Linked DNA regions of Mus musculus: region 1 is linked to region 2. A link is a contact called in ENCODE Hi-C or POLR2A ChIA-PET data. All regions are on one chromosome and are shown on one strand. The core of a region is the stretch at or near the end of the contact, and the rest is flanking DNA. Distances in the headings are between cores, read along the strand shown.

Region 1 (5,109 bases), core at 2,437-4,936, 100 kb after region 2:
CGCACACACCCATGCGCGCACACACACACATATGTGTTGAATTGGAACTCCCCTTTGTTCTTTGGTTCTGTACTGTTTGTTTCTTCTATTTTCACAGGACCTGCAGCCATGCCTTCTGTGAATGGCTTTCTCTCTGGCTCAAAGGCCACTTAGCTGTCCTTGTGGCCTTTCCCTGCTGAGTTCCTGAGGGTCTGAGAGAGCATGCTGTGACAGCATCCCCTGAATTGTAGAAGCAGCATAAAGAACTCTTCTCATATGACCTAACCCCACTGGTCAGTTTTCACAGCCCTCCTGAACACTTTGCCTGGCCTACGTGATTCCCTGTTTCAAAACAACACAACCTTTCTGACCTTCCATTTAAATAAAAAGATTCATTTAGACTTTTAAAAATGCATAGAAACCTACAGTCTCAACGCAAATGGTTTTTATTTGTCTACATTCCTTTCTAGTCTTCCTCCATTTGCAGGGAATATTCACATGGCTGAAACCAGAACGGACCATTTGTCCTGTTTCTCTCTCTGTGGTTTGTGTTCTACAGCAGAAGGAGGGGCACACTGCATCAAGGGACTGGAACATCGGGTGTCTGATAATAACGGGATATCTGAATTAGCAATGGGAAATCCTCAGAAGTGATTATATTCCAGCCTTAATAACCTGCTTTGGGATCAGTAATAATTACTACTTCCTCGCCTTTAGTATTCTTGTTGTTTATTTTTCTTTTTAAAGAATTATTTATTTATTTTTGGATATGAGTACCACTATAGCTATCTTCAGACACACCAGAAGAGGGCATCAGATTCCATTACAGATGGTTGTGAGCCACCATGTGGTTGCTGGGAATTGAGCTCAGGACCTCTAGAAGAGCAGTCAGTGCTCATAACTGCTGAGCCATCTCTCCAGCCTGACTAATCTTTTTTCTTTGTTCTTATTTTTGGAAGGATAACTTTTAATACTCTACAGCATAATAGGTTAACTCATGTAGGCATCGGGTATATGCCTCCAAAATATCTAGTGGGGAGGATCTTGTATGGTTCTTTTGCTCCCCGACAAATATTTTTATTGATTATTTAGGAATTTTACCTAGTGCATCCCAATCCTACTCACTTCCCAGTCCTCCTAGGACAACCCTCCCATCCTTGTAACCTCCTCCCAGAAGAAAAAAGAAGAGAGAAAATAATACCAAGTCCATTTGTGTTGCCCATATACTCACTGGAACGTGGTCAAATTTCCACTAAACTGAGTCCCTCCCCACCCCACCCCCATCATAAGCTATCAGCTATGAAGAGCTACACTTCAGCATTTTTTAAGAGTTGCTTTTAATGGCTTCCTGTCTAGACTCTTTCTTTTCTGAGGATGGGAGTGCTAGTGGGGGTGGGATAGGCTGTCTCAGAAGCTGTCTATGCCTCTCCTCCTCAAATGTGAGTCTGCAGACATCAATAGTCCTGTAAGAGAAGCCTCTTTGTCCTTTATCAGCAGCAGCACATGGACCATGGACTTCTGTGTGGAATCGGGTGACAGCACGAATCGTGAACATCCACATGGCCTCTAGTGTCAACACAGACCAAGGACCTCAGCATGCTCTTCGGTGATAGCACAGAACAAGGACATCAACATCTCCTTGGCCACAGCCCGGACCACAAACACCATCATGATGTGGGCACAGGCCATGGACACCAACATGGCCCCTGGCGGTTGAACAGACCAAGGGCATCCACTTGACTTTTGATGATAACATGGACTACAGACATCAAGATGGCCTCCTACAGGAACACAGACCACGGGCATCCACATAGTTCTCTGAACTTGATCATGGCCTTTGGTGGCAGCACAGGTCATGGGCATCAATGTGGGCTCTCATGGAAGGTAGCATGTAGGGGTGGTCTAAGGTGCTAGATTTAGACTTATCTTTTCAAAGCATAGGCAACTTCTCTCTCCAAAGTGCCCTAAATATTTAATCTTTTGGGTAGGTTGACAGTGGCAGCTCCTGCAGGCCAGGCCTTCTCTCTGACAGGCCCAGAGAAAGGACACTTCAGCTTCAACAGCTAGATTCCCTCAATGGTGTCTCAGTCTCCTCCCCAAACGTAGCTCTTGTGCAGGCTTGAAAAACAAGCTTAAAATACTTCTGTGTCTTAATGTTTCCTTCTCTGGGAGCTCATAGCTCCTCTGCTGTTCCAGCCACAGGAAAGAAACCTTATTTAAAGTGTTCTATGCCAGGTTGGAGAGATAGTTCAGCATTTAAAAGCACTGACTGCTCTTGCAAGAAGACCCAGATTTGATTCCCAGAAGTCACATGGTGGCTCACAACTGTTTAAAACTTCAGTTCCAGAGAATTCAGTGACTCCTCGGACATATAAGTGGTACACAGACATACATGCAGGCAAAAACTCTTTATTATTTATTTTACAAATAAAATTAAAATAAACAAACTCTTCTACTCTGGCAAGATGAGGTCATTTGTCAGCAACTTAGGTCTGCGTAGACTCTTCTGCAGGCTGGGTCACCTTTTCCACAAGTCCTTCAGGCCTATCTCTCTCCCCATAGCTGCTCAGCTGCTGAAATCCACAGCCTTGTCTGGGGGCTTCTTTGGTCTCCAGGTCTAAGCCAGTGACCTCACATTTTCAGAGAGGAGCAGTCTGATCCTCGAGTGTGGCAGAAATCTCTCAGGCTTTTCTTGCCAAAGAGATAAGCTTGTGGTTTCTTCCTTATACAGGGAATTTCGTTCCGCCTCAGTGCAATTGCTCCCAGCTGCAGGCTCTGCCTTCTCTCCTGCTCTCCACACCCCAACCCGACCACCCCACAGCTCAGGCAAACAGTCCGAAGGAAGAAAAGCCTCCTCTGGCATCCCACTCCCCATGCGGGAATGAATGCCTCTGTTGGGCCAGTCAGTTACCATGACAGCAGGTTGTTGTAAGGTCAGGCTGACCCTCGTTCTTTGTCCTCTATATCACGGGTCTTGTTTTTCCACCTATTAAAACAGAACATGAGGCTCTTGCCACGTGTGGCTGACCAGCCTGGGATTTCCACCCTCCCGAACTATGTGTTAAATAAGCCTCTTGGCCCATAAACTCCAGAGTTTCTTGTATTCTATCCTAACGAGAATAACCAGTCACTTCCCTGTCAGCAGCCTCCATGGATCTTAGGTAACATCCAAACCTTTAGCAAGCTCTGGACTCTACCTTCCTGGCCTAGACCATCGGTGGCGGATGGATGCGCTTTCCATGAACACACACACTAGAACCTCCTTAGGTATTGTGAGCTGTGAAGACAGACCGTGAAGGAAAGTGGCTTGCTGGAGGTGGGGGTGCTTGGCTTCTGTGGTGGGGGAGTCTTCTCCCGCTGATATTTGGCTGAGACTCAAGCATGAAGGGAAAATTAAGAGCCAATCTCCCATGTTCCAGCTGCAGTGGCCTCTTTCTGTCTCTCAAACTCTTTGGCTTTGTGCTTCTGCCTCCTCGACCCTCCTGGCTGGCCCATTAAGATCCAGAGATATCATCTGTTACAGTGTCCGGAGGACCTGTGACAGCTCACTGAATCGACTTGCAGGCTGACTCTAAGTTATTTTGCTGTCTAAAGGTCTGGGGCTCCTGTCTGCCGACCACTCTCCTCCAGGGGTAGGCTCTAAGGCCTCAGTGGATGCTTGAAGCTGAGGTGGACACCAGACCCAGACAGAGGCACCGTGATGCTGTGGCGGTGCTGCCAGCTGACTGATGGGCACAGAGTGTACACAGCCGGGTGTACAGGAAGCAGGAGTGATTCATACCCCATGCAGGGCAGGGCAGGACACAGATTTCATCATACTGCTCAGAATAAAATGTAGTTTCCAGCACAGGCATCGGTTATGCTCAGAACTTTCCACTGAACAATTTCAGAGCATATTTAAGCAGGGAACTGAAACCACAGATAAGGTTGAGGACCGCTCTGATGTAATAAGGTTTACATTTGGCTAATGGGGTGGGGTGGGAGACAAAGTCCAGTCTGTAGGATCAAGAATGCTTTTATTTCTCTTTACAACTTTATGTTCGACCTGGTGTGATTAGCTTTTCTGCCCTAGGGCTGTTCTGAAAACTTCTGACAGCTCCTTGCCCCCTCTACCCCCACCACATCACTGGATATCCTGATGAGTCCCCAGTGTGCCAGATCAGAGATGGTCCAGGTCAGGGCATCTGGAAATGAAAGTGACCCTTTCAGGAGTTTACGCCAGCCAGCCATGGCTATGACATTCAAAGGATAGTTGACTTATTAACTTGGACCTTAGGTAATCTTTCTTTTTTTTTTAAGATTTATTTATTATTATATGTAAATACACTGTAGCTGTCTTCAGACACACCAGAAGAGGGAGTCAGATCTTGTTACGGATGGTTGTGAGCCACCATGTGGTTGCTGGGATTTGAACTCTGGACCTTCGGAAGACCAATCGGGTACTCTTACCCACTGAGCCATCTCTCCAGCCCTTAGCTAATCTTTCTATTACAGCTTCTCCTAATTGCCCAAACCATCACTCGCCAATGTTGTTCCCTCCCACGATAAATCACGTCCAGATTACCTGCTCAGTAAGGGTTTTCTGTTCTTTTCAACTTCCCCTCCTCATTCTAGGTTGCGGTTACACACCCTGGAACGTATGTGCACGTTAGGAGCCGATGTCCACCTTACCCCTTGAGGACTGTCACGGGTGTTTAGACCATCCAGAGCACCACTCACTGTTATCAAAACATTTTTTTAAAAATCCCATTAACATTAAAAACTTTTATTCATGTGTAGGTATACATATAAAGGTCAAAAGACAATTTGCACTAGTTGACTCCTTCCTTCCACGTGTAGGACTCGGGGAATCAAACTCAGAGTGGCAGCCTTGGTAGCAAGCACCGCTGTCAGCAAGCCATCTCACCATGTTTCCCACCGCGACAGGCTGTTTTTCATTCACAAGTTCTCTGTGTTAACATGTTTCCATTTACCAAGGCCATAGACATTAGCTGCACATGATTGGGAGATAATTGAAATGTGGTTCAGACAACTAATGAATGCATTGTTAGTGGGTTTTTTTTTTTTTTGAAAATTCTTCAGAAAAGACAGCAAATGAGATAATTTATTTGACTACAAGGGAGATCAGAA
Region 2 (5,391 bases), core at 962-3,461:
GAAGAAGAAAAGAAGAAAGGGGAGCAAGAGACCTCAACAGATGGTACAGTGTCATTCTTAGTATAAAACCACAGTCATCCTAGATTCTACTCAACTTGGAGATGTTCAGAGATTAACATAGATTTTTCACTTTAGAGACAGGTTTCATTATGCCATGCAAATCGAACAGTAGCAGCTTCAGTCATTAGAATTCGGTATTATAATGAAGCTGTTAATTGCATTTTTAATTCAACTGCAGCTGCTATTGCAATAAAACAAATTGCCCAGGATATTAAATAATTCCTTCCTCAAAAGTAATACTGAAGCAGTCCTTACATACTTGGAAGTGTATTAGAGGAGATGTAGGCTCACTGATAAAAACGAAGAGCAAAGTGTCTGGGGTGGGGGGTGCTGCCATAATTTAAAAGTAAATAGAGAATAAAATTATTATTTAATAGAAAAAACACATTTTTTTATATTACCACATGAACACTACTAAAGAACTATCTCAAATCACATATGCTAGGTAAAATGGCAGGGATAGCTTCTCATGGTTCTTATAGTTCCTGAGGCCAAGAATCCAGTTCTCATGGTACCCAAAGCACTTCTCTTCCATTCCATCACTTAGTAAGCCTGGCACTGAATAGGGATTTTTTATTTGGGAAAAAAATAGCTAAGATGGGAGGTTATACAAGTTCTGTGCGTTTCTTGCAGATTTACACTTGAATTCAAAGATACTAAAATGGGGGTAGCTATGAGGCTGGTCATTTCACACCTTGTGGAGTGGAGTAAATTTAGCTGCTGTGTCAGGGAAGGTCCCGCCTGCCTCTGATTGCATATGTAAATTACACACTGGGAACCCTAGGAAGAGAAGAGTATGCCTTGCTAGTAAATAGCCTAGAGAAGAGTTAAGAATCCTGAACAGGAGGAACACGGATGGCAAGTGGAGCTGAAACAGGGATCAAACATGGCACCGCTGAGTTCATGCTTCACCCATTCAAAAAAAAAAAAAAAATGGTTAGGACTTCTTGTCATACTCCAGATTACAAAGAACTGTCGCAGATGATGCCTCGAGCCTTGTAAATGCCATTGAGGGGAGAAACAAGCTAGATTTAGTGCATTACTTGCCTACAGATCTTAGCGGTCCCTGGTATGTGAAAGCTACGAGACAATTACAATGAACACGGTGAATGCTAGGAGGCCAGGTTGCACAGATGACCACTCACATGCCACTTGAACGACACTTCCTGTATAGACAGACAGACATGCACTTATGGTTAGCACTCAGCACTGTTGCGGGGAAGGCGGTCCTTACTCAGTGTTTATAGAAATGAATGGCAACTAATTGTTATTGCTACAGCAATTTGTGAATGTTTAAATTATCTAATGTTTATAGTTTGTATATTCGTATTCCTATGACAGTGGTCTGGGTCCTGGAACATTGCTGAATATACAATAAACATTTTACTATAATTTAAAAAAAATGTTTCTACACTGAATGACTGCTTGGCTGTGTTGTGTCAGTGGGTGTAAAGCAAAGGGGGCACAACAAAAGGTTACATTTCTAACGTTTGAAGTAAGAGTTGTAGGCCTTGATTTATCAAACAGCAGCGAAAACTAGAAAGGCTCTTATGTTTGTACCTGCGTCCCTTTTAAGTCTTTGAATTTGCCCAGCTGAAAGACATTACAGTATTTCATTACAAGACTGATAATTTCGTAGAGTAGAAATATCAAAACTCCCAATAGTGTGTGATCAACCTATCCTAGAATTACGGTTGCAAAGTTCTGAGTGATTTCTGTTGCTTCAATTTGCGCAACAGCAGCTCCACCTAGGTTTTAGAACCCTTGCTAAAACCATGAAAAGGGTCCCCTTCACAATGGTGGCGAAACCCGTTAGGTGGGTGGGCACCTGCCAAAACAAAAACAAAAACAAAAAAACCACCGCCAAGCCTGCCCCTGCCCCCCGGCTGTTGGAAAGAGTTCAGGGCATCCAGAACTTCACTGTGGCTATTGCGCAGACTCTGCGTCCCACGCAGGCTTATTAGGAAGAAGCAAGAAAACTGCCCCGAGACACGTGAACCACAGGAGACCAACCCTGGCTTCCTCTGCTCACCGCATCTGATTCTGGAATTTACAATCACGAAAGTTCTATCGCCCCAGGATTGGTTCCAAGGCCGCATGACATCATAGCGCTTGATCCTGCCTCCGGGCTCGGATTGGCTGGCCGCGCCATTGTGACGTCACGGTCAGCCCACGCCGGGGTTGAAGCTGCCGGGCGCCTTCCTCTTGCATCGCGGCTGCAGCTTGCTTCTGTTCCCGCGCCCGCTTGCACATCCTCCTGCTCGCGCGGTCCTGCTGCCGTCCGGTGCTCCCCGTAGCCGCTCAGGCAGAGAGGTGAGCCGCCTGCTTCAGGAACTTGGCGGGTGCCAAGGCACTGGGGTGCGGCCAGGCTGCTGGCGCCGTGAGGTCCGGGTTGGGCGGGGGGCGGCAGGCACCGTGGCCCGGCGAGCGCGGGGCGCGGGCCGAGCGGAGCTCCGCCGGGATGGATGCTTTCGCACCTGTTCGTGGGTGGCAGCCACTTTGGCGCACTGACAGGCGCGGAGATCGCAGGGAAGGATGGCGGCGCGCTTGGATCTTCCTCCGAGCTTTCTCTGAGCGACCGTAAGGGCTGCCGAGGAGGAGTCCGCGTGGGTCCGTGCAGTACCGGGCTTTGGGGCCGCGCGCTGGCCTTTCCCTGCTTTCCTCTCCTTTGCTGCTGCCAGGGACGCCCGCTTTCCCGCGACCACTCCAGCGGGTATCTGCAGCCCAGCCTGCCCCGGGAGGGTGGAGACGCGGACGCATAGCTGCGGGTAACGGCCTGGAGTCTGCGAATCCATAAAGTGCGCTGCTCAGAGTTTTAGGGAAAGTGTCCTTTATTGTTTGCTTGCCAGCAAGCCTTCCCCTTCCCCTATCCTTGAGGTGGAGATAGTAAGGTCCAGAGAGAGTTCTTTTTAGACGATCTTGAAGCCTTCGGCACCTTTGAACTTGGCGTCCCTGCTCTAGATTACATTATGCTTATCTCCAGGCGCCTTGATTGCAAATTTGAAGGATGCATTGGATGAATTTTCGTAAGGGGAGGGGGCGATTGAAAGAATGCAACGCATGACTCCCTAGCTGGAGGATACCCGGGGAGAAGTCTGATAAGAAATTGTGGGGGAGCGAGCAGCCCTCCTCCCAAGCCTCGACTGTCTTTCTGTTTTTTTAATGTCAGGGCTGGTGGCAGGAAGTGTTTTGTACAGTTGTACAGGAGGGCCAGTGTTGTCTGTTGGTTTTGTAATTCGTTCCTCTAACCGCTTGGCAGTTATAACCTGTTGGTTTGTACTTGCAAGTCTTTGTGCTTTTGCAAAGTCTCAGGCCACAGCATTTGGGTCAAAAATCTACAGATACAGTCAGCTTTGCATTAGATGAATGCGAATGCACACCGTAGATTTTATCTATGGCTGGGCACAGGTGCATCGTTTATCTAGTCAGTCCCAGTACTGCCGGGTTTCTCTGCGAAAGCTCTGACCTTGAAAAAAAAAAAGGGGGGGGGGCTACTTTCCTTTGAGATTTTTCTCCTGATAACGTCAGTGCCAGGAACATCCACCATAGGCCATCTCCTTTTCTATTCTCTTTTTGTCTTTCAGTTTGGAACTGAAGACAGAAAGGAGGAATGTTATATACTTTCACAGAATGGAGGGTAAACTTAACCATGAATAGGAAACATGGGTGTTGGGTTTTTCAAAATAGGTAACTAGTAAGTAGTTCTTACTTGACTCGGTTTCCTTGTCAGCCAGCCGGGTCCCATGTAACTGATTTATTTATTAGGTGGTTTCAAGAGACTGTAAATGGAAGAACCCAACAGGGGGTCTGCTAAATAGTGGTTTGATAAATGTTTCCTTTTCCTTCCCTGGGATTAACAGTGTTTCTCTTGGCCAGAGCCTTAGCCTTTGGATGCCTGTTGTTCACAGAATTCTTTCCCCCAGCAGTTCCGCTAATTACTGCTTGTGCTGCTGTTAGAGGGGAAGTACTCACCTTTGTGCTAGATTTCCAACTTGAAGTCTACATACAAATCGAGGCAAAATTGCCTTGTCTTCCAGGAACTATGGCAGAGTAGAGCATATTTGTTGCCTAACAAAAAAACTCTGACACACACTAACCTTCCCAGGGGTGTGTGTGTGTGAGGTGTGTGTGTGTGTATTCTACTTTTGCCTGCCAATTCACAATATCATAGACCACTTCCTCTCAGTTGCCTGTCTTTTCCTGCATGCGTTCCCATTCAGAGGCCATTCACATGGCTGCTTTCCCCATGCCTTGTTTCTGTTTTTCCTGCTGCAGAGAGCTGAACCCAGAAGTTCACACGTGCTGAGTAAACACTGCCACTGAGCTCCTTCAATCCTGCGTCATGAACTGATGCTAAGAACAGATTTGCTAAGTGTTTCTTTCCACAAACCAGGGTCCTCTAGGGAGTCCCATTACCCATCTTTTTGTTAAAAAACCTGGAACTAGCAGCCAGGTGATAGTAGCACCTGCCTTTAGTCCCAGCACTCAGGAGGCAGAGGCAGGCAGATCTCTATGAGTTCAAGGCCAGCATGATCTACAGAGCTAGTTCCAGGGCTAGGGCTGCACAGAGAAACCTTGTCTCAAATCACCCAAACAAACAAACAAACAAACAAACCTGGAGCTAAGGCCCAGAGATGTTGACTTTCTGAAAAACACACAGCCTTATCTCCAGGATTCCAGCTTCTCACTACATCTGTCTGTTGTTGGATTGTTTGTCTAGTCAGCTACATGTCATTTATGTAATTGTGCTATTTGCTAACTTAAAATACTCTAACCATGTGCTGAACCATCTTAAACCAAACTCAGCACGTGTGAACTTCTGGGTTCAACTCTCTGAGGCAGGAAAAACAGAAACGAGGCATGGGGGAAAGCAGCCATGTGAATGGCCTCTGAATGGGAATGCATGCAGGAAAAGACAGGTAACTGAGAGGAAGTGGTCTATGGTATTGTAAGTTGGCAGGCAAAAGTAGAATACACACACACTAAACCATAGGATTAACAATTTGCTGCTTCTCAGTCTGCCTGAAGTATGTTCCTGTATTTATCCTATTCTTGATTCATTTGTTTTAAGACAGGGTCTCATTGTAGTCTAGGCCGACCTCATCTTAGGGGTTTCTGAAAGGTCAGCCCTCAACTTCTGATCCTCCTACTTCTATCTCTTAAGCACAGGGATAATAAGGTATAGGTTAACATTTGGTCTGGGCTGTGCTGGGCATGGGACCCAGGTCTGGCAAGCAGTGTACCAACTGAGGTATGTCCCCAATCCACAATTCATTTTTATTAACTTTCTGACTTAGTGGGTATGTGTTAAATATGTCCATGGCTGGGGTG

The links. A loop is a pair of places that touch in the nucleus more often than their neighbours do. ChIA-PET counts read pairs that join two places held with the same protein, here RNA polymerase II (POLR2A).
Region 1: POLR2A ChIA-PET joins it to region 2 with 16 read pairs in Patski. The contact joins the enhancer-like site here to the promoter of Elovl5 in region 2. A Hi-C loop is called at or near these places in 5 of 37 maps with a recorded cell type or tissue (CH12.LX, Patski, T-helper 17 cell and 2 more). POLR2A ChIA-PET finds 5 or more read pairs at or near these places in 1 of 5 experiments (Patski).

Annotation. Positions count from the first base shown.
Region 1 is chr9:78,018,610-78,023,718 of GRCm38, forward strand. Gm39375 (a long non-coding RNA gene) reads left to right here. Exons shown (of 4, transcript XR_870937.1): 3 at 98-272; 4 at 1,474-2,094. Among named protein-coding and RNA genes, the nearest start is that of Gm23609, 7.1 kb to the left of the region's middle. Within about 2 kb of position 3,687, at least 1 of the 3 ENCODE cell types and tissues checked has a DNase peak (open chromatin) inside an H3K27ac peak, as active enhancers do.
Region 2 is chr9:77,915,154-77,920,544 of GRCm38, forward strand. Elovl5 (ELOVL family member 5, elongation of long chain fatty acids (yeast)) reads left to right here and starts at 2,212. Exons shown (of 8, transcript NM_134255.3): 1 at 2,212-2,373.